Regions from separate parts of the Homo sapiens genome. Here region 1 is linked to region 2. A link is a loop called in an ENCODE intact Hi-C map of the cell type or tissue named here. Cell type or tissue: PC-3. All regions are shown on one strand. Each heading gives the region's core, and the rest is flanking DNA. Links, peaks and the distances in the headings are about the cores only. Region 1 overlaps BEND6 (BEN domain containing 6). Region 2 overlaps DST (dystonin).

Region 1 (11,686 bases), core at 1,552-9,551, 59 kb before region 2:
TTCTATAGGATATGGCTTGTATTTCTAATTTCCATGTTCTGACATGATCCATCCTACCACTGATCAAGCTCTATTTCCAGTGGCAAAGGGGTTTATTTTTTTTGCTCTTTTCTTCATGCATGCTCTTATCTGTATTACTGGATCAATACCCCTAGTATTGCTGGTATCACTGGCTCCACATGTTAGCTTCATCATCTGTACCAGAGTCCCTCTGTTGCTCCTCACCTGGCAAAACAACCAAGTGCTAAATGACCCAGCCTTTGTCTTTTCGGAAATTAAACAGTGTGGCTGGCTTACTTTCATGTTGATGTGTTCACGAAGAAGACTATAGCACAGAGGTAATAGCACAGAAATAAGAGGCTGGGAAAAGTGGAAGGCAATCTTCACCTGCTCCACAGTGTCACTTATCCCAATCAATTGTCAATAAAAAGCCTGCAGGCACAGGCAGAACTATCTGAAAATTTGCACAAGAAAGTAAATGCAAAATTCAGAGGGACTCTAAAATTTTCCTGTGGTTCTAGGGCCTCTGAACATTTTCTTCTTGGCTATTATTGTGTTACTACTTGTCCCCCCAATAATTATGTGCCTTCCCTCATATTTATAAAAAAACAGGCCAGGCGCAGTGGCTCACGCCTGTAATCCTAGCACTTTGGGAGGCCGAGGCAGGCGGATCATCTTAGGTCAGGAGTTCGAGACCAGCCTGGACAACATGGTGAAACTTCATCTCTACTAAATATACAAAAACTAGCCAGGCGTGGTGGCAAGTGCCTGTAACCCCAGCTACTCTGGAGGCTGAGGCAGGAGAATTGCCTGAACCCGGAAGATGGAGGTTGCAGTGAGCCGAGATCATGCCATTGCACTCCAGCCTGGGTGACAGAGCAAGACTCGGTCTCAAAAAACAAACAAACAAACAAACAAAAAACAAACCACAGGTTCAGAGTTAAGCCTAGAGAGGAGTAAAATCAATTACAAGTTCTATTTTAGGAGGACTATAAGTCATGTGAAGTGTTTTCTATTTCACATTTTTTAATTAATGTGGAACTTTCTATTCATCTTGAAAGTTGAGAGCAAAATGAGATTATTATGCTTTTTGCTTTAAGTAAATGTATTCTACAACATTAATAACTTTTGGACCAATTTTGCAAATTCACAAAATGTAATATGTAATTCTGATCCAAGAATCAATGCTTATGCATAAAAATCAGGAGTGATTCAACTCTCAAATATTAATCTAATCAATTATAATATGAAAAGATGAGATCATTTCTTTTTGAAATATCTATCCCATTATACACTATGTTAATATCGCATATATATATATATATATATATATATAAATTTTTTTGTGTGTGTGACAGGATCTCGCTTTGTCACAGAGACTGGAGTGCAGCGGCGCTATCAAGGCTTACTGCAGCCTTGAACTTCTAGGCTCAAGAGATCCTCTGATTTTATAATGCATTTTTCTCTCTCACTGAAAATCCTAGCTCCTAACAACATCAACATATCTATTTGCTAAATAATATTTCTAAACAGTTTTTTGACACAAGTCCTGGTGTTACAGGTATGAGCCACCATGCCTGGCCTAATATCATATATTAATGAAATAACTGGTTACCATTCACCATTATCTCCATTAACTTTGTAATTTTATACTATCAAAAGTTAAGGTCTAAATATAATTAATGTGCTGAGTCACATATTTTAGATAATTTACTTAATAAATCATCTTAAGTGGAGTTCCCGTCTTACCTGTTACCAATCATTTCTCTCCTTACTCTGATATTTTTTCTTACCACCTTGAAGCAACATTAAAATTTAAAAAAAACAAATGATCAGCTACATTACACATTTTATCAAGTTATTTCCCTATCCCTATGAAGGTCATTTAGAAAAATACATTTATTATATATTTATGAGTGAAAGTGCTATCAATAAACTCGTAATCAAAATGAAAAGGAATGTAAAAGGCCATCTTCTCTCAGTGTATTGGCATATTTGGGTGTGGTTAGCCATAGGGCAAGTCAGAACTAAGAAACCAGTTAAGGATGGAGAATGCAAGTGTTGATCAAAGAAGAAAGCTCAAGGAAATGGGATGAATCTCTTTAAGCCAGCTGAGGCCCAGGAAGCTATATTAAAGCAAGGATGGATAGATGGGTAGAGTGAGATCAAAGTATGCAACCTAACGTCGAGGTTCAGAAGTGTCAAAGACTGAGAAGAGGCCAGGTGAGGAGGCTCACACCTGTAATCCCAATACTTGGGAGACAGAGGTGGGAGGATTGCTTGAAGCCAAGAATTACCAGCCTGAGTAACATAATGAGACTTCGTCTACTAAAAATAAAATAAATTAGCCAGGTATGGTGGTGCCTGCTTGTAGTCTCAGCTACTTGGGAGGTTATGCCAGGAGGATTGCTTGAGCCTGGGAGATGGAGGCTATAGTAAGCTATGATCAGGCCACTGCACTCCAGCGTGGGCAACAGGGCAAGCCCCCATCTCAAAAAAAAAAAGACAAAAAGACAGAGGAACAGGGGACTTAGCAGGGATGGCATTTGGGGACAGTGTTGTCAGTCTTTGATTTTATGGTAGAGAAGTTGTTAGAACAGTCAGCAGGACACAGAACCTTGGGCAAATGTACATCCTGTTCACAGAAAGAGGGAAAGACTAAACTTGTCCTTCTATGAAAAGATAGAAAGCTTAGTGAGATACTCTTTTTTATTGGTAGAGGTACAGTTTTGCTATGTAGTTATTTCAAGATAGTCTTCCAGTCTGAAACCCTTACAAAGCAGGTCACATAAGTACTTACAATCATAGGCTTTAAAGCCAAACTGTCTGATTCATAATCCTAGCTCCAATACTTACTACCCATGTAATCTTTCTGTGCTTCTGTCTCTCCATCTGTGAAATGGGAATAATAAAATACCCCATTATGAGTTGATATGTCAGGTATATAATAATATAAATTAATTAATATTAATTATAATATTAATTGTAATAATATAATTACTACTATCTTATTTTATAACAATAATTATTTATATTATTAATTAACAATATAATTATATCAATATTATTACAAAAATATTTTATTTTATAACGAAGTATATTATTAATATTGTAATTATAACATTAATTTAATAGTAGTATTTTATTATACCACTACTAGTATTGTATTAGTTATATTATATTAATTTATTAATAGTAATAAATTATATTAATTTATTAATAGTAATATTTTATTATTAATTGAAGCAAACTGAACCAGATTACCCCCATACAAGTTTAGGTCAAACATGTGAGAGTAGGAGGGGAGTTTATAGCATTGAGGACAGGGGAGGGCTTCAATAAACATAGCTAATTAACCTTGATGCCTATGAGTCTATATTAGACAAACCTCAATCTTTTGTAAAAATATAAAGAAAAAATTATTATAGCTTTCTCTTTTATAAAGGACAGCCAGGTGGTCTCCCATGGAGCCGTTTTACCAAAGTAGGAGTCAGCTTGGCCCCGCTAAGCTTCTTCAGTTTTCTGGAGATGCTGGGTCAAATTTACCCAAGCGATAATGATGGAGACATGGCAATGAAATGGTAAGGGTGAAACTATAATTTTTTAATACAAAGAGTCTTGTGAAATTGCTGGATTAGTAGGTGTGGCCTAGGTAAATTCCTCACAGGCTAAAGGAGAGGACTGCATCTCTTGTGTACAAGGAAACATCTGACGTTCTGCTGGAGTGTCGGGTTGGCCTTCATTAATCTGGGTAGGGGTAGCCTAAGGAGAGTCAGAAGAGAGGAAGAGTAGCTGCTCAGCAAGCTCCAACTGAGAGGATTTCCTTTAGGGGAAGAGCTGCAGTGCAAATGAAGCAGGGAGGCAGTGCAAATGGAAAACATGCAACAGGAATGGTTTGTGTGGTTTGTGAAGTGCTGAAGAATTTTGATGCCGCTTGTTAGGTGTGTGGTCTTTAGGCAATTCCTTACATCTCTAAGCCCTGGAATTCCCATCCATAAAATAGGAATAAGAGTAGTACCTACTCAGGGCTGCTGTGAGGATTGAATGAGTAAATGCACGTAAAGCATTTAGCAGAGAGTAGATACTCAATAAGTGCTAGCTGTTGCTACAGATAACTAGGTGGTCCACATCAAGGTAGCCATTCAGTAATGAGGATGACCAGTGCATGTTATTCCATGCCTTCTGGGGAAGTGGCACAGGTGAATAATGATCATACCAATCAACTCCCAGGGTGCTGTTGGTGCCCCTTAATCTAGGCACTAAGACCTAGACTTTTAACAGCTCACCAGATGGCAAACCACCAGGAAGTCTGATACATTAACTACAATCCTGCAATATCTTCTCTAAGTAGATTCCTGCCTCATTACAAATGACCACAGACTGAAAGTGTGCAAAGAACAGTGCCCACTAGGCCCAGAGGGGGGTCTGAGGCACCCAGGAAATCATATTGATCCAAGGTCTGTTTCTGTGTGGAATGCATGAATGTTATGTCACCAAACCCTAGAGGATCAGAACAGAACTTGGAGCAAAAAGAACTAGCCACACTGAGAGATCGGGATACGTCAGGAAACTGGACTTGCCCACTGGAGTGAAACAGTCACATAATGAAATAACCAGCTTCATACTGTAACAATATGTGATCATGATGATGTGACATTGAGACCTAGTATCCTGGAAATATGGTGGTGGAGAGGGAGTTGAGGTCCACAAATATGGCAAGAGTGGTGTCTTGGTCTGTTTTGTGCTGTTAAAACAGAATACCACAGGCTTAGTAATTCATAATGAACAGAAATTTACTGGCTTGCAGTAATATCAAGGTGCTGGCATCTGGTGAGTGTCTTGCTGTCTTGCTGTGTCATCACATGGTGGAAGATGAAGATGAGAGAGAGAAAGAGAGAGAGGAGGCTGAACTAGCTCTTTTATAACAAATCCACTCCTAAAGTAACAGCATTAATCCATTCATGAGGGCAGAGCCCTCATGGTCTAATCACCTCTCAAAGGTCCCACCTGCCAATACTGTCACAACAATAATCTAATTTCTACATGAGTTTTTGCAGAAGTAAAAATTTAAACCATAGCATTCCACTCCTGGTGGGACGCTAGAAACAACGAGTAGGTGAAGCTGAACAGCTGGATGGGCAGTCTTCCCACCAGAGTGCAGAATCACCCTGGTGGGATTGAGGGCACCAATTACCAGGTCTGCAGACTCCACAGTAGACTGTTGAATGTGGGCTTGGGGAAGGATTTAGGAAGAGTGGTGGCTTTATTTACCAGAATGTCTGTGAGTTGTTTCTGGGAACCTAATACTAATTCCTTTTGTCCCTCTTTTAGGCCTTAAGACTATAGCAATTTTTGCAGACTGTGAACCCAAGACTACCTTTTAGGACTAGTCCTATTGGCTTGGAATGGGCTTATCCATTCAAACATCTAGCTATAAATTGGGTAGTTAATTGGCATGAAGGCAGCTTAGGAATCAATTTATCCCTTCTTTCCATAACAGAAGTCTATGGAAGTGGTCCTAGATTGTTAACACAGTCTTTTCTCCTCTTAGGGTTACAACTGACATCCCAGTGGGAGTTACCTTAGGTGACTCATTTGTCTCCCTCCCAATATGTTTAAAGATGCTAGAGGACAAATTAACTCCCAGCACATCATCTCCATTTAGTCTTTGGGTGGCAGCACTCACCTGCACTTGGGAGACTTATCTAAACTTTTATAGTTTAGAACAGAAAGTTTCCTTTGCTAACCATGGACGGATAGTCCCCAAGACACTTCTTACAGTCTCAGGGGTACCCAGGTGCTGCCATTGTTGATGGATCAAATGACTTATACGAGTTCAGAAGCCTCAGTACCTATGTGGATTTGCATGATTCTGATGATTCTCATTGTGGGAGTTGGGGGAGAGCTCATTAAGAATCTAATGAAAGGTATGGATCATGTCCTCAAAATGAGACACAAGTTTTTACATGTAATTTCAGGTCTCTAGAAACCTACTCATGAATTCCAGTTTGAACTTCTACAGTAGAGATAGGACTGGCAAGAACAGGCTTTAGGTTAATGGCTTTCTTCTTTGAAATATAAACTCTACTATATTCCAATTTGTGTGTTTGCTGTTTGTTGCCCTGTTTTACTCCATAAAGTATTTGTGGCTACAAAAACATTTTAAAGATGTACTTTTCTTTCTCTTCCTAGATTCATGGGATGTCCTTACATTGAGGTATCAATAATCTCTGGAACTATATATTATTAATACATCTTTTACTAATCATCAGTTGCTCATCACAATTTTCTGCTCTCCTTGGTACATTTAGTACTTCTGCTCTCCTAGTGACAATATTTTTTCAGGCTATGAGTGCATTGATGCATTAGCATACAACTCTATTAGCACAAAATATTTAATGCAAAAGTCCTAAATGACAAAGAATTATTGTAAGAAATAGGGGAACTCTAGCTATTCAATGTTGCTGTAGTTTTATTATCATCACAACCTAGAACTTAATTTGTAGATAATAACCAAAATTTTATTCATCTTGTAACATTTGCTATGCAATAATAAAGCTCCTACCTTACTTTTTTATCTTTTTACTTAAGAAGTGTAGAAGTTTCAGATGTAGAATGTTTATAACTTATATGGCAAATTTCATCTTGGATCTAGAAGGCAATATCTTCAGCTTTCAAACTTGCTTTGTAAATTGCCCATTCTTAGAAATGGTGGAAATATTTTATACCATCGGAATAATAATGAACGATATTGCTCAGCGATTTATAACTCTAAGAGCTTTATAATTTGATTTATGAACAGTTCTCAAATTTTCCATTGGCAGTTCATACAACTATGAGTAAATTTTCTGGCCAAATGACTCAGTATTTTGTGGCATGACTAATCCCACACTCAATGTGGAAACTATATAAATAAATTCTATTTGCTTGTGGATAATAAATGATTACTTTCCAAAAACTGTCTGCAAAGCATTATATAGTAGACGAATTCAATTATATTGATGTTTTTAAGCTCCCAAACTCAGCTGACTTTTTTGAAAAGTCTGTAATGCTCACACACCCAAAAAGAACTCCCCTCACATACTCCTGGAATTATCATGGCTTCGGCAGTGTGGTAACCCATAGAACAACAAAACCTAATTAGGCTCTACAATAGCTAAAATGTTAAAACAACAATCTGAAATAATTCCATTTGCAATATTTTCTCAGTAGTTTTAAGTTATTTTAAAAGTTTTTATTACGGTAAAATAAAGCCCTTTACCAGGGAATATTTGCTGAAAATAATATTTGATATTACTGCAAGTTACAATTATTTTCCTTTCAAAAACTCAAATATTAAAAAGAAAATAGTAATCTATCCACATGATGGTTTCCCTGGTTCTGGTGGCTGGAAATCACCTCCAAATTTATTTTAGATGAAGTAGGTTCTTCCAGATGATATAGCTCCTTTACCTTTTAATACAAGCACATGTAAAACACTTCACCTAGAAGCAAGGAAGTTACCAGGCCAAAATCAATATGCTTTATTTCTAATAATTTATTGCTAGAGCCATTCTTACCTAAGCTTCTTGTTTTCAAGGGGTAATATTTCAATGTAATGTCCTTGTGTGATTACCAACTGGGTAATTTACTCACTTCCAGATAAATTGGTAATAATCACAGACAACCTAGGCTACATTCCAAGACATTCCTTATCTTTCCCTAAAAGTCATTTTTCAAGTCTGAGTACTAGTAGCCAGATTAGATGGGGAAGAAACCATGGGCATGGAGCCATCCTAACTAGTCAGGCTCAATTTTCACTCTGCAGAGTCTAAAGCAACCTGAGACCAGAAAGAGCTAGTCTGTTGGGGGGACTCAAAATTGCTAAATCACAAATCCCCAGGAGAATGTCCTCTTCTCCCTTCTCTTTAATTATTTCTCTCCCTCTTCTGGCTCCATCTCCCAAATTCCCTAGAAACTTGTTCAAATATCCCTAGCCTGACAAAATAATCACCATTGGCCTTTATTCAGGATTTAATTGCTTTTCTACTCATCCCCTTTAGAGTTAAATTTCTGCAAAGATTGTAGACAACAACCCTCTCCTCTTTCTCATCTTCATTCCCCCCTCAACTCATTAATGTCTGGTTTTAGCCTCTCCTGCCATGATGAATCAGTTCTCTGAAAGGTTTCCGGAGGTCTCCTAGTCACCAGTCCTCAGTCCTTGCCCTCCTTAGACTCCCATTTGTGCATCTGTTCCAGAAAGCCACTAAATTGGAACACTCCCTACTTGGCTTCGACCACTTTGCTATCCTCCAGGCCAGAAATGGAAGCCGTCTCCAAAGTTCTGATTCTGGGATGCTCTTTAGCATCTATTCCTTAGTCATTTCCTCTATTTCCATTACTCCAACTACAATGTTGATGACTCCCTATCTGTTTTTGGTTCTGACCTCTCCACATTTCCATGGGCTTGCTGGATATTTTCACAATGATGTCCTTCTGAGGCTTCCATCTCAGTGGGTCTAAAATGCAGTTTGTTATCTTCTCCTTCCAAATTATTCCTCTACCCTAGCTCAAAACCTGAGTTATCTTCAGTTCCTCCCTTTTTCTCAACTGGTTGTTACACAGCTTAGGGTGGAAACTTTTCTTCTTTCTGATGTTTCTTCTTGATCCATACATTAGGAACTTGTGCCACAACTTTCTGCCTCTAAGAAAGTACTGAGGAAGATGTTTCTGCCGCCTTTTTAAAGCACCTTACTCACTGCTATCTTTTGGGAATGAAAAGACTTAGTGATGGAAAAACTCAGGAGGGCCTACTACCCATTAGTGGGCAGGAGTGATGTATAAAATTCCCTTCTCACACATGGGCCTGTCTCTTGCTCACACATGCTGAACGCCTTATGGATTATAAAGTGTCAGGCTTCCCTTTGCCTTTGGTGTTTATGCCGGAATTTGAACAGGTTGGGTTCCTTCCTGCCCTAATGCTGGGGAGGCCTGTCATTTTTCAGCTGTGGACTGGGTGAGCATGCCAAGTAAGAAAAAAGGAATAAGATGCCCCATTTTGGCTTTGAGGCTAAGCTGTGTTCTTCAATCTGACTTTATCTTGAATAGAGTTAACACAATATTTTAATTTCCTTATGGTTCCTTGTGTCTATTCCCAATTTGGTTGAGAATCTAAAGGGAAGAAGGGCTATATAATGGACCATCTTCTACATACGTGGTATCAAACTCTCTTAGCTATCTTTCCCAACTATTTTGTCTTCTTTTGGGTGACAATGATAACTTACTCTCATAAAAAAAGTCAACAAATTATACATACTTTTCCATTATGAATTTTCATTTTTTTGTATGAAAGATTTGGGCCATGGCTCTCCCCCTCCATCCCTATCCTCAAACTTAACAATTTTTTTTGTGTGTGACTTTTATACAATGTCAATTATTCTTTTTTTAAAGCAAAAACCTACCAGGAAGGCAAGGTATAATTTCTACTAAATTAACTTCCAAAAAGCACTGCTTGGCTGATTTAGTATTTATTGAATTCCGCAATGCATTAGGCACCACATAAACACACAGACAGAAGCAATTAATACTATGTATGCTGTTATTTGGAAAAAATGATAAATTAGCAACAAACAAATCAGAAAATAACAATGGAACTAAATACTAAATTCTTTCAAGGATTTGGTTTGTTTATTATTAGTATCTTTAAGACAACTGATGGAAAGAACAGAAATGAATGCATCTAAAAAGAAATATCTATAATCCTATTGCATGGCAGTTAAGCATTTGCCTGCCAAGAGAGATAAATGATGTTCTTGTGTGCACTTGAAACTTATAAATGGCTGCAGCAAGACGCAGGATGATAACAGTTGTGCTAAAGTCATAGCTCAGAAAACCATAATAGCTATTTAGTTGCTTTTTGTTGTTAAAAAAATATAGCGTTTGGGGCAATTTGAATACTATTCTGTGTGTCTTTGACATGTTTCTGTTCAAGGATACGTAGGCTATTTCAGCTCACTTACAAATTTCAGTCAATGAGAAGCATAAAGATGACCTTCCAAAATTCTGTTAGTTATTTCCCCCAATGTCTGCACACGGTTAGTTCAGTTTTGTTGTTTAAAATTACTCCACCATGCCATTGTTGAGTCAATGCGGTGGAGAATTCTTCCTTTCCTGATGTGCCACACATTGCAAACTCTCAGGATTTTCTTCAATAACCTCTGCATAATTGTTGAATAGTTTCTCACTGCAGTGGGCTGCGGTATCAAGAAACCTTTAGCCATATGCACATGATGTAGTGCTACCTGTCACCCACTCTGAGTGCTAGAGACCCATGAAGCCTATCCTGGAATTCAGTGCAGCCTACATGCTGCCATTCAAAATTCCCACCTTATGCAGTGTCTCCAAGCAAGGGCCCTTCTGAGTTCAATCCAAAACAACTGAATGAATGAGATGCAACATGTCAACAATTCGAATGTTTATTTTGTTTAAGGAAACCAGCTGTAAACAAAACGTATCTGTTGTTTTCCATGCTTATGAATCTGGCACTAAGAGACTGCATTAACCAATGCCTTTTTAGGTTTAATACTTACACACGGTAATATGTTACTGGCTTTAAGGACATCAATGATTAAGCTTTCATGCAGAGCTGTACGGTTTTGTATAGTTGGAAAACAACACTGATTTTGAGATCACTACAAGCAAATAAAACTTTTATTCCTCCCAATTATTTACCTGCTTTTCAAATTTTTATAAATTTTTATGACACAATTTCTTCAGTCTATTAAATATTCCAAAAAAGAGGCTAATACAGTTGTTATAAGAAACTCCGCAAATGCAGTCAAGTGTTACCTTGTCACTATAATTAAAGTTTTCTTATGCGAGTAAATGAAACAAACAATCCAGCCCCACACAGGGAAAGCCAGCATTGCCTTGGGGGCAGCAGAACGCGGCACAGCACCGCCCGCCAAGGCCGCAAGATGCCGCAGAATGACTGCTGCAGCAGCCGCTTCCTGGCCAGGTGGCCGTGGCCGTCCGCAGAAAGGCACACTGCAGCGCTCTCGCTATACCTTCCGTGCTGGCATTGCATCAGTGTTAAATCCCCTGGCCACCAACTGCCATATACTTTTTGCTGGTTATGAAGAAACGTGGGGAGGGGACAAAGGGGAGACAGAGTGTGCCTGCAAGTGTGAGAGATCACTATTGCCTCACACTCCCTAAAAAATTTCTCCCCCAAATGTTTATAAGCCAAGTACCAACTTACTTCATCTGCCAGGTCCCTAAATCTGAAATCGCCTTGCCCTTCAAATGCACTAAATGAGTCAGGGTTTTAGGGCAAACCCAGGGATACAAGAAGATCGAAAGTGCCCAATTCTTAGCTGCGAGATAAGCACCAAGTTTGGGGTGGAAGAGTTCACCTCTGCCGACCAGAGCGTACTACCCCGGAGCGCTCCTAGTTTAGAGAGGCTTGGAGAGGAGTGGGCCTCCCGTTCCTGGAGTATCCCAATTCCCAGGGAAGGCCCTTCCCGGCGCTCGCGCTTCAGAGTGCGAGGAAACCCCCACAAGCAATAGCTCACCCGGCTGCATTCTTCAAAGCCCCAACCTCGGGGCGGGGCGCAGGGAGGTGGGAGGTGGAGGGTAGCACCGCCGGGAGGCTCCTGTCAGCGCCTCTCGGTTTTCCCCCTGGCTCCTTGGCGCCCCCTGACGACGG
Region 2 (11,686 bases), core at 1,974-9,973:
CCCGTATCTTGTGCCAACCTCCTATCTCATCCTGTGACTTAGAATGCTTTAACCGTCTGGGAATGCAGCCCAGTAGGTCTCAGCCTCATTTTACCTAGCTCCTGTTTAAGGTGGAGTTGCTCTGGTTCAAACGCCTCTGACAGTGGCACATTTACTAACTACTGTGATTTTGAAGTAACAAGTATAAATAGTATTTCAAGAGATCTGCAGGCACTACAACTTAATATTTAAATCTATGATGACTTTTGGTGGCAAAAGTCACAGGTACTGTTGATGATACCAGGTTTATGGCCTACATTCATAATTGAACCATATTTTAAATTTCAATTATAAGTTATTGAAAATCAAGGCATATTTTTTCTGCATCCAAGTTCGTTGACTGCCCTCTTCATCTCTCTCAAATTTTATCCATGGATCAAAGAGCTTCTACGATACACTTTATTTCTAGCCTAGGATGAAGGGAATCTTTTGATTTTTTAATGGAGCATTATAGACTTTATAAGTAGCAGCTTATTGAGCTTTATAATATTTACATATGGTAAATTTATATCTTGTATAACACAAAAGTAACATTATATATACATATATGTGTGTATATATGTGTGTGTGTGTGTGTGTATATATATATATGTATTTTCTTTTTTTGTTTTGACGAAGTCTCACTCCGCCTCCCAGGCTGGAGTGCAGTGGTGCAATCTTGGCTCACTGCAACCTCCGCCCCTGGGCTCAAGCAATTCTTGTGCCTCAGCCTTCCAAATAGCTGGGATTATAGGCGTGTGCCACCACGCCCGGCTGGTGGAGACGGAGTTTGACCATGTTGCCCAGGCTGAAAAGTAATTCTATAGCAATGCTCAGTGGGTCAACGTGTTAATTTTTCCTCTTTCCAGATGCGTAATCAGTAAACTTGACAGTAGTTTGACCTTATAAAACAATAATGCTTACCTAAAAATGTTATTTTTTTTTCCAATTTCTGCCTCATTCATCTAAATTGTTAATAGATCTTTTCTTGTTTTAATCAGTCAACATATATTCCTGAGCACTTCCAGTCCTGTGGATACATGTAGAAGATTAATTCTGAATGCATTACTGCCTTATAATCTCTTTACATAAGAGCAGAATGTTGAAGGGCACTGGTTGGAGTTAGATAAACCTGGGTTCTAATCTGGGCTTTTCTAATTGCAACTTTTTGCCTTTAAGCAGATTACTTAACCCTGAAAAGCCTGTTTGCTTGTTTCTGCAGGGTGTATATAGGCTAAGTGCCTAAATGGCGCTAAGTAAATTATTGCTATTAATATTTCCTCCCTTTTTATGCCCATCTACACATACACAACCAAACAGCCTGGTTGTCTGAGAATTCAACCTCCAAGGAAAATAGCTAACCACTTGCAAGCTTTAACAAAAATTGTGTGCGTTACAGATTTTTGTTTGTAGGTAACAGGACCTGACTGTCTGACTTAAGCCAATAGAGAATTTAATACAACTAGATTGTGGAACTCACAATCAAGACTGGATGTCTGGTTAGAACAAACAAAACCAGGCAGCTTCAGAAGGTCTTTGGTGTAGCCATTGGAACTAATGAACTCCTGATTTTTTTCAGTCTTTACTTGCCTCCATGTAATATTCACAGTCCAAGCAGAGAAATTTGAATTCACTGAGTCTTGGTTATGGGCTTACCCATGAGATGTACTGGGTTATTATTAAGAGGGAAGATCTAGAGTGGGCTCTGGAGCATCTTGGTGTAACTATGTATGAAGACATTACTCATCATTGGGAAATGCAAATAAAAGCTACAGTGAGCTATCACCTCACATCTGTTAGGATGGTTGTCATCAATAAGCCACAAGATAAGTGTTTGTTGATGAGGAAATGAAGCGGCTACATTATCTGGGGTAAATACCCGGGGTTCGTTGTCTTGCACCAAGAAAATTTAGGACAGGGACACACTTGAGGAGTTTAGGGGCAGAGGTTTAATAGGCAAAAGAAAGAGAAAGAAAAACATCTCTCTCTCTAGTGAGAGAGAGGGGACTTCTGAGAGGAAAAGGCTGGCAGGCAGTGGATGCCCCGAATTTTATAGTCCAGCTTGAGGAGGTGGTATCTGATTTTTGTAGGGCTCACAGATTGATTTGATCAGGTGTGACGTCTACATAGCGGGCCTGGAGGGCTGATTACCCCACCCTAATATTATTATGCTAATGACTCTTCCCTTGGCCAGCACCATTTTGTCTTCTTCTTACTGTACACGTGGCTGGCAGAGAAGGGAAGATGGAGCCATCATTTTGAACACGTCTAGTCCCAGGTAGTTCTTTCCTGCAGGCATCCACCTGTGAAAGCTCTCAGCTTGCTTGTCTATGTCTGCAGCTTGACTTTACAGGCTGTTCTTTGTTAGAAAATGATTTGGGGCTGCTTTTCGTTAAAGGGAAAATCTGACTGAGGACTTTTGTACCCTGAGTATCTGCCTAGTAATTTCTTCTTAACTCTGGTATCAGAAGGCTATGGAGAAATTGGAACCCTTGTACACTGTAGGTGGGAATGTAAACTGGTGTAGCCGCTATGCAAAACAGTATGGTGGTTTCTCAAAAAGTTAAAACTAGAATTACCATATGATCCAACAATCACACTTCTGGCTATATGTACAAAGGGGTTGGAATCAGGATCTTGAAGAGTTATATATGCTCCTATGTTCATTGCAGCATTTTTCACAGTAGCCAAGATATGGAAACAATCTAAATGTCCGTGGAGAGATGAGTGGATAAAGAAAGTGCAATATAGGCTGGGTGTGGTGGCTTACACCTGTAATCCCAGCACTTTGGAAGGCCGAGATGGGTGGATCACCTGAGGTCAGGAGTTCAAGACCAGCCTGGGCAACAAGGTGAAACCCCATCTCTACTAAAAATATAAAAATTAGCTGGGTGCGGTGGCCTGTGCCTGTAATCCCATCTACTTGGGAGGCTGAGGCAGGAGAATTGCTTGAGCCCGGGAGGTGGAGGTTGCAGTGAGCCGAGATTGTGCCATTGCACTTCAGCCTGGGTGACAAAGCAAGACTCTGTCTAAAAAAAAAAAAAAGTAGAGAAAAAGAAAACGCAATATATGCATACAATGGAATAGTACTCAGCCTTAAAAAATGAAGGAAATCCTGGCATATGCAACAGTATGAATGAACCTGGAGAACATTATGTTAGGTGCAATAACTCAGTCACAGAAAGACAAATACTGAATGATTCCATTTATATAAAGTATCTAAATTAGTTGAATTAATAAAATCAAAGAGTAGAATGGTAGTTGCCAGGGGCTGGAGGGAAGGAGAGATAGGAAGTTGCTATTCAATGGGTATAAAGTTTCCGTTACGCCAGCTGAATGAGTTCTAAAGATCTGCTATACAACATTGTACCCAGAGTTAACAATACTGTATTGTGCACTTAAAGGTTGAAGAGAGCAGATCTCATGATAAATGTTCCTCACACATGCACATACACACCACACAAACACACACACACACACACGAGTGCACATCTTGGGAAATGATTATCCAAAAGGGGCTGATAATTTGGGGTGTCCTAAAAATGATAGAAGTCCACTACTGACAGGCTTCCAAGTGTCCATCACCTAATGGTTGAAGAGTAACTCTTATTGGCCGGGCATGGTGGCTCACGCCTGTAATCCCAGGACTTTGGGAGGCCGAGGTGGGCAGATCATGAGGTCAGGAGATCAAGACCATACTGGCCAATGTGGTGAAACCCCATCTCTACTAAAAATACAAAAATTAGCTGGGCATGGTGGCACATGCTTGTAATCCCAGCTACTCAGGAGGCTGAGGCAGGAGAATCACTTGAACCCGGGAGGCGGCGGTTGCAGTGAGCCGATATTGCGCCACTGCACTCCAGCCTAGCGACAGAGCTAGACTCGGTCTCAAAAGAAAAAGAGTAACTCTTATTAACACCTGGAAGAACTTATAGCACCACCTACTGTTTCAAGCTAAAATTTCCTCTGTTAAAAGACATGGCTTTTTTTTAATATTACTTAGGAGAAGAAAGTGTCATAAATCAAGGAGCTGTAATTCCTTACAGTTATTTAGGGAAATAAAGGTGAACGGTCATCGTTGTTTATAGTGTTTGTAATCATAGCTGTGAGCTGCTGATGTGTAAATTGCTGCTGCCAGATCCAGGAAGTGAAGCAGTAATAATAATGATAATAATGTATTAAGTATTTTTTCTATGCTGTGTACTGTTCTGAGTACGTAATGTGGATTATCTCATTTAAACACCCCATTACTCTACAAGAGAGACGTATTGTTATATGCATTTGACAAATTAAAGAAGAAGCAAGGCACAGAGAAGTAATTTAGCCAAGACCACACACCTAGTAAGTAATAGAGCTGGTATTATATTTGAACCCAGGTAGTTTGACTCACTGGAGAGTAACAAAGAACTCTCTCCTAATGATCGGTACCTCACATGTGTCTGTCTTCAAGGCACACCAGCAATGTGACTCATTTTCCTATTTCCACCTGATTTCTTTTTTAGATAGTATGAATAATACACTATTGTGTTCAAGACTATATTTTATTCACACAAGTAATATCCATAGTAATTATAGTGAATGTTTCTGTACTACTACGTGCTAGGTACTCTTTGAAGTACTTTACCTCCATTACTTTATTCTTTTCAGCAACCCTATGAATTACTATTTTAATCCTTATTTTATAGGTGAGGAAATAATTAAGTAACTATTCAAGATCATACAACTAGGAAGTGACAAAGGCAGTATTAGAACCCAGATAGTGGCTGCAGAGTCTGTGTAGTATACCACAGTGCTTATAAATAGTTATTTTAAAATAGTACAAGTAAATTTGGGTATAAAAGAAATAACTGAGGCAGTGCTCAGATCTGGAGAAAAAATGTTAAGGTGGAATGAAGATGCCTGAAGTTTAGGAAAGACTGATTTAAGTGGTTTAGAATTTTTGGCCGCATGCGATGGCTTACACCTGTAATCCCAGCACTTTGGGAAGCTGAGCTGGGCAGATCATGAGGTCAGGAGTTTGAGACCAGCCTGGCCAACATGGTGAAACCCCATCTGTACTAAAAATACAAAAATTAGCCGGGCATGGTGGTGCACACCTGTAATCCCAGCTACTCAGGAGGCTGAGGCAGGAGAATCGCTTGAACCCAGCAGGCAGAGGTTGCAGTGAGCTGAGATCACACCACTGCACTCCAGCCTGGGTGACAGAGCAAGATTCTGTCTCAAAAAAATTTTTTTATATCATAAATAATTCTGCATTGAATATCTTACTGGGCACTCTTGGTAGAATTTCTCTAGGGTAGATACAGGGATGTGAATTCACTGAGTTATTGTTTTGCAGAATGGCTGTGACAGCATGTTTTAATCTCTGTCATTTGGTTACTTTAGCGAAGTTTTATGCAGTTTTTCTCCCTAAGTGTTTCTAGAATTTGTAGTCCACTGAGGACTATTGGTAATAATACCAGTTAAGCAAAATCTGGTTGCTTATTACTCATAAGAGAATCTACATTCTTACCAAAGAAATGTACTGAACTTACTCCACTATTACAGAAGCTACTATATCATCAAATATTTTGTTCATTCTACCAGAACACCAAATTTCTGAATTAGAATGCAGGGCTATGGGAGATAATGCCATCTAGTGGTCAAACTAAACTCTGGTTCCTAGAGATTCTTAGTCTTCAAAGTGTAGAAAAATTATCAGAGAAGCTTGTTAAAAAATGAGATTGAGAAGGAAAGACAGAGAGAGAGAGAGAGAGAATGAATGTGTGTGTGTAGAGGGTGGAGGGGGCGGGTGGGTGGATGGGGAATGTCCAGGAAGCTGCATAAAAAGCAGCCTGTATGGTTGTTGGTTTTGATGTGTGTGGTCTAAACTGCCCTAGAATTTGGTTCAGCATTTGGCCCAGTTCCCTCTTCTCCTTAATCCTCTTCTCCAGCAGCTGCTGTAGTACCTCCTGAGTTACGTGGGAGTGGTGGGGATGTTCTGGGACTATTTTCGGTTGAAGAGGACCAGCTGAGCTTGCACGCAGGGGCGGGATGGGAACAAGACTAAAGTATTTGCGGATGGATTAGGAGAGCCCAAACAATGACCTCGGTTTTGCCAAATCCATTTGCATTTTCTCCTTACCGATTTCTGTTGACCTCATTGCTACTTTTGACTCTGGGGTTAACCCCCTCCTTTTTTAAAAATTATCTCTTTCTTCATATCCTTCAGCCTGGTGTACAGGCTCTCCATAATTGGACAGTAGCCCATCTTCCGGCTCCCTCAGTGAGAATCCCACTGTACACATTTATCTTTCAGAATCCCACAGAATCATTATTATGCCTTTTCTCATACTGTTCATCTCTCTGAAATTCTTACTCCTCATTTTTTATGCATTTACTGCAGACTTTAAGCCTTTTATACATCTTCAAAAATTCAGAAGACACACAAACTGAAAGAAGCCCTTCTTGGATCATTTAGTGTTTATCTCTCACTAGTTTCCCACCATATTTAGCTTGTACCCTCATACCAGCACATTATCAAATAACGTTTCTTATTGTTGTAAATACTCCACCCATCTGTCTATCATCTATGTATTATTCATTCATTTCTTATGTTGTTTCCTTTGTCTTCAATATAAATTCAATTCATTCTTCAAATGCCACCCACTCAACTAAGCCAAATGTAACTATACTCAGCTTCATTCATTGATTTCCTTCTCTGAGATCTGCTAGCGCTGAGAGTCTACTACTTTAACCACTTTAACCCTTCATTACACATTCCCATGTGTTTATGAACTCTATGTTAGATTTCTCCTTCTGCTCTCCAGTAAATTGTAAGCCATGAGGACCAAGACTATTTTATGTAATTATTGATATTTTCCAAAATTGCATGTTCTCAGTTGCATAATATGACTTAGCTGACATGTTTCCGTTGTCTGAGTTGTCCTTATACTCATCTTGCTCTAAAGAAGAGGAAAATGACAATTTTATTAAGCACTTCCTATGTGTCAGATACCATGCTTAGAATTTTACATGTATATATATATACACACACAGAAACACACACACACAGATACACACACACACATATATATATTTTTTATCTTATTTTATTTTATTTTTTAGATGGAGTCTCACTCTGTCACCTGGGCTGGAGTGCAGTGGCATGATCTTGGCTCACTGCAACCTCTGCCTCCCAGGTTCAAGCAGTTCTCCTGCCTCAGCCTCCCAAGTAGCTGGGATTACTGGCGTCCACCAGCATGACCAGCTAATTTTTGATTTTTAGTAGAGACAGGGTTTCGCCATGTTGGCCAGGCTGGTCTCCAACTCCTGACCTCAGGTGATCCACCCGCCTTGGCCTCCCAAAGTGCTGGGATTACAGGCGTGAGCCATTGTGCCCAGCTGGAATTTTACTTATATTTATGTTATTTAAAACTTAAAAGCCCTGTGAGTGGAATGTTATACATTTTGTAGGTTAGAACAGTTGGACTCAGAAATATTTAATACATTGTGTAGCTGTAATTAAGAAGTCAGCATTTGGACCCGGGCCCATCTGACGCCCAAACCCATACCCTTTGTGCCACCTCGTTGCTTCCATTTGAGTTTGGAACCCTCACTTTGTGGTGTTTTGCAGTGATGATTGGCATTCCTGCTCTTTCCTTCCTCAGAAAGAGTCTCTCTCAGGAATGTAAAGTGGCACTTTACCCTGGAATGATATCCTGTCCCGCTCCCTACACTCTACTTCAGGCCAAAATGGAAACGCCCTTCTTCACAGTCTCCCTGATGCTTCAGTCAAGCAGTGTGCCCACCTGCTTTTTTTCCCTCCTTTTTTTTTTTTTTTTGGACTGGCTTTACTCAATTAAGAACACTTCTTAATGTAGAATAACTCTGGGCCCTGAAATACTGGGGTGCTTTAAAGAACACTTGTGGGGAAAACTTAACTTGCACGTTAAGCCTCCTCCATGCTCACTTTGGGAGTGCACGTGATCTCACTGAATATAGTGACTTTTGGAGCTCTTTGTATAACTAGCCATGGAGAACTTCCAGACTAACTCAATACAAATCTGGATTTGCTTGGTTGTGTTTTCTGCCACAGGGATTCAGAGCAAGCCCTCGGCATCTTAGAAGACGAGTTGCAGCGGCCGCAGCTGCCCGTCTGGAAGAAGTGAAGCCCGTGGTGGAAGTTCACCATCAGAGTGAGCAAGAAACTTCAGTGAGGAAACGAAGAATCAAGAAGAGCAGCCGAGTCCAGCCAGAATTTTATCACTCTGTTCAAGGTGCTTCAATCAGGAGGCCTGTAAGTAGAGAACTGTCTTTTATAAAAATATTAAATTCACTGTCAAATCATGTGGTTGTTCTTTTAGTTTAAAAACATTATCAGATTAACTTTGAATAATTAGGTTGTTGTTATTCCCAACAAGTGGCAGCGTACTCATATGAGTTTCAGCAAGGAATAGGGTTTCATAGAATGTTCTAGGATGGATAGATAGTTGACAAAAAAGCAAGAGTTAGTCACTGTCAGGCAGCTGATATGAAAGCTGGTGAACTCCCAGCCCTGCTGAAGCTGGAGTTCTAGAATGAGGATGGGGACATAGAGTCAACAAATCTAGGTGTGGTAATGAGAGAACTGATGAAGAGGATGACAACAAAACCAGTGTCAGGATAGGAGAAGCAGTGAAGGAAGGTGGGGCTGGAGTCTTGGGCAGTAGCAGTGGCTGAACTCCTCCTGGAGGCTCTTGAGCCAGTGAGGCCTGTGCGTCCCTCCACACCCAGCCTAGGGTAACTCTAAGTGTCCTGGCCTTCTCAGGTGTGGCCTTTATATTGTTATAAGGCAGCACCATTGTCTTTTTCTAACCTGGTGCCCTGTTGGCCACAATGCCACCTTTCTTCAGAAACTCAGGGCTCAACTAGGAGCTGGTCTTCATCCCCTTCTCACATCCTGAGCACGTTGTTCTGTGTGCTCTGATTTTTCTTTCCTTGGTTCTGGCTCATGGGCTTTTTACCAAGGCTGGGGCTTAGAAAATGCCATTTTAAAACTTGTAAAGTAATTTTATGACTGCAATAATTTTATTTGCTTTGGCATTAGAAAAAAGTGTCTGTATGGCTCATCTCTATGCTGTGGGGAGCCTGTTGTTGTTTCTTGTGCCAACATAGGGGAGCCATCAAGATTTGGCTTGAAAATGTCTTTGTAAATTATTGAAACAGAACTGCCCTTCTGTGGGGGTAACTGTGTGGCAGGCACATGTGGAGACTGTGCGAAGGCCAAGAGAATGTCTGACTCAGTAACCAGGCCAACAACAATGGAAAGAAGTTAAATTCCTTTACAGAAAAGGATCTGTTTATCATAACCAATTGAAAAAAAAGTACATATTTAGAAATGAGGGTTTATTTTTCATGATTCAATAAAACAAAGGCTAAGTAGAATTTGGTATCTATGCAGAGAAATATGAAATGGTAGGAAAATTTACTCATTCAACAAACATGCATTTTATGTAGAAAATAAGGGACATACAGATATGTGTTAACTAACAGTTACTGAGGGCTAAATGTGTAACAGGCATTATTTTATGTCACTTATTTAACAATTCTATGAGGTAGATGTTATGATTCCCATTTTATGGATAATGAAACTGAGCCCCAGAGAGGATACATAACTTGCCTCAGGTTATCTAGTTGTTTGGGGTAGAGTTTAGGATTTGGATCTAGGTGGCCTGCCTCCAGAACCCAAGCATGTACCTCTACCATCTGTTACTTTCCTGTAGTACCTGGTCACTAGGAAATCACAGTCGAGTCAATCAACAGACATGAAAACAAGCAATTATAATGCATGTTCTGTGCTTTGAAAGTACTGTTCTAGAGTTATACACAAGGCATTATGGAATCATCTTGGATCTCCAGAAATATTTACAGATAAGCAGACACCTGAGATGAGTCCTGAGAGATAAGGAGGAATTTACCAAGTACAAAGTAGAAGTAGGTATCTTCTGCATGAGAAAAACATATATAAAAGCACAGAGATGTGGGAGGGTATGGCATTCTCAGTGAACAGCTTGAGGTGGTGCTGGCACATCAGACTGGTGGGTTGGGTAGAGGCCAGATTAGAAAGGGCTTGTACATTATGCTAAATATTTGAACTTATTTTGTGTAATAGGCATCAGTTGAAGGTAGGGAATAGGTGAATTGTTTCTCTTGCCAGGAGTCTAGCTAATTCTTTGCTTCTTCTAATCTCCCCATGTGGATCAGGATTGAGAAGTAAGTGACTATCATTAAAGTTTAGAAACTCTCAACCATCATTATTCTCTCACAAGCCCTCTACATAACTGCCTTGGTTAATAAGACATAGTCTTTATGCCTCTGTGACTTTGAACCTGCTGTCTACTTTGCCCTTGAATGTTTTTCCTTATTCTTTGTTTGCCTGGTAAACTTCAGTTCATCTTTTGAGACTGACTCATGCTCGGATAGGTCAGGTGAAGTCTTTTCTGATCCTTCCTATCAGAGTGAGGTGCCCTTAGTTTTGATTCTCAGCACTAGGTACAAACCTCCAACATAGCAGCTACCCCAGCAAAAAAGGAGGTCTCTGCAGTAAGACTCACGTGGGTTCAAATCCTGCTCTGTGTATCTGCAGGAAACAGCACACTAAGAGGATTTAACTGAAGAGAGTTTAATGAAGGCACTATTTACAGAAATGTGGGCAGGGCTAAGGTGCTTCATCAGCCTATAGGTGGAGCCTACTTACCTTCAACTCCTGGTCTAAGGGGCAGCAGAGGGCATTGGTCTTAATTGATCCTGGTAGGAAGAGCTGGAGCCATGGAAGAGCCCTTCCACAAGGATGGTGCCTGAGGGTTGCAGCTACTGCCAGAACCTAGTGAGTCAGGAGGGAGCAGGGCGAATAAATATACTGCTCTCTTAGCTCGTGCTCTCAGTGGTATCTCCTGTTGACCCAACCTACCTAGAAGCTGGAGGGCAAAGGAACTTGGGTGATGCAGATCACAGCCATCAGTCTCCCAGGGACTGAGCAAGGAAGAGATGGACAGACAATCTGAGAGGGTTACAGTGACAGCAGAGAATAAAAACATACCTACCTGGTGGCCGAGCATGGTGGCTCACTCCTGTAATCCCAGCACCTTGGGATACCAAGGTGGGCAAAACACTTGAGGCCAGGAGTTTGAGACCAGCCTAGCCAACATGGCAAAACCCCTTCTCTACTAAAAGTACAAAAATTAGCCAGGTGTGGTGGCACACGCCTGTAATCCCAGCTACTCGGGAGGTGGAAGCAGGATAATCGCTTGAACCAGGAGGTGGAGGTTGCAGGGAGCCAAGATCGTGCCATTGCACTCCAGCCTTGGCAATAGAGTGAGACTACGTCTCAAAAATAAATAAATAAATAAATAAATAAAAACAACCCCCCCCCCAAAAAAAAACCACTTAGTATTCTTTGCCAAGATATTTCAATTCTCTGAGAATCAGTTTCCTTATTATAAAGTGATAATAAGGGAAAGGACACCCTTCTCAACAAATAGAAAAGTTTGGGCTAGCCACATGTAGGAGAATGAAACCGATCCTCATCTCTCACCTTATACAAAAATCAACTCAAGATAGATTAAGGACTTAAACCTAAGACCTGATACTATAAAAATTATAGAAATAACATTGGAAAAACCCTTCTAGACATTGGCTTAGGCAAAGA

The links. Hi-C counts contacts between places; a loop is a spot of excess contacts. Peaks named below come from ENCODE experiments on the same cell type or tissue, not always from the same donor. Only the 100,000 strongest peaks of a DNase experiment are listed, where the experiment ranks them.
Region 1: a loop joins it to region 2, with 5 times the contacts of the local background. A loop is called at or near these places in 45 of 110 quality-filtered maps.

What each region holds. Positions count from the first base shown.
Region 1 is chr6:56,955,327-56,967,012 of GRCh38, reverse strand. It overlaps BEND6 (BEN domain containing 6), which reads right to left. Exons shown (of 7, transcript NM_152731.3): 1 at 11,553-11,686. Among named protein-coding and RNA genes, the nearest start is that of BEND6, 6.1 kb to the right of the region's middle. In PC-3, for the core only: a CTCF peak has its summit at 5,679; a DNase peak (open chromatin) is centred at 6,872; H3K4me3 peaks cover 1,251 bases; H3K27ac peaks cover 1,657 bases.
Region 2 is chr6:56,897,031-56,908,716 of GRCh38, reverse strand. DST (dystonin) reads left to right here. Exons shown (of 104, transcript NM_001374736.1): 3 at 8,096-8,296. Among named protein-coding and RNA genes, the nearest start is that of DST, 52 kb to the left of the region's middle. In PC-3, for the core only: CTCF peaks have their summits at 3,970 (motif pointing left) and 5,650 (motif pointing left); a DNase peak (open chromatin) is centred at 3,946; H3K4me3 peaks cover 386 bases.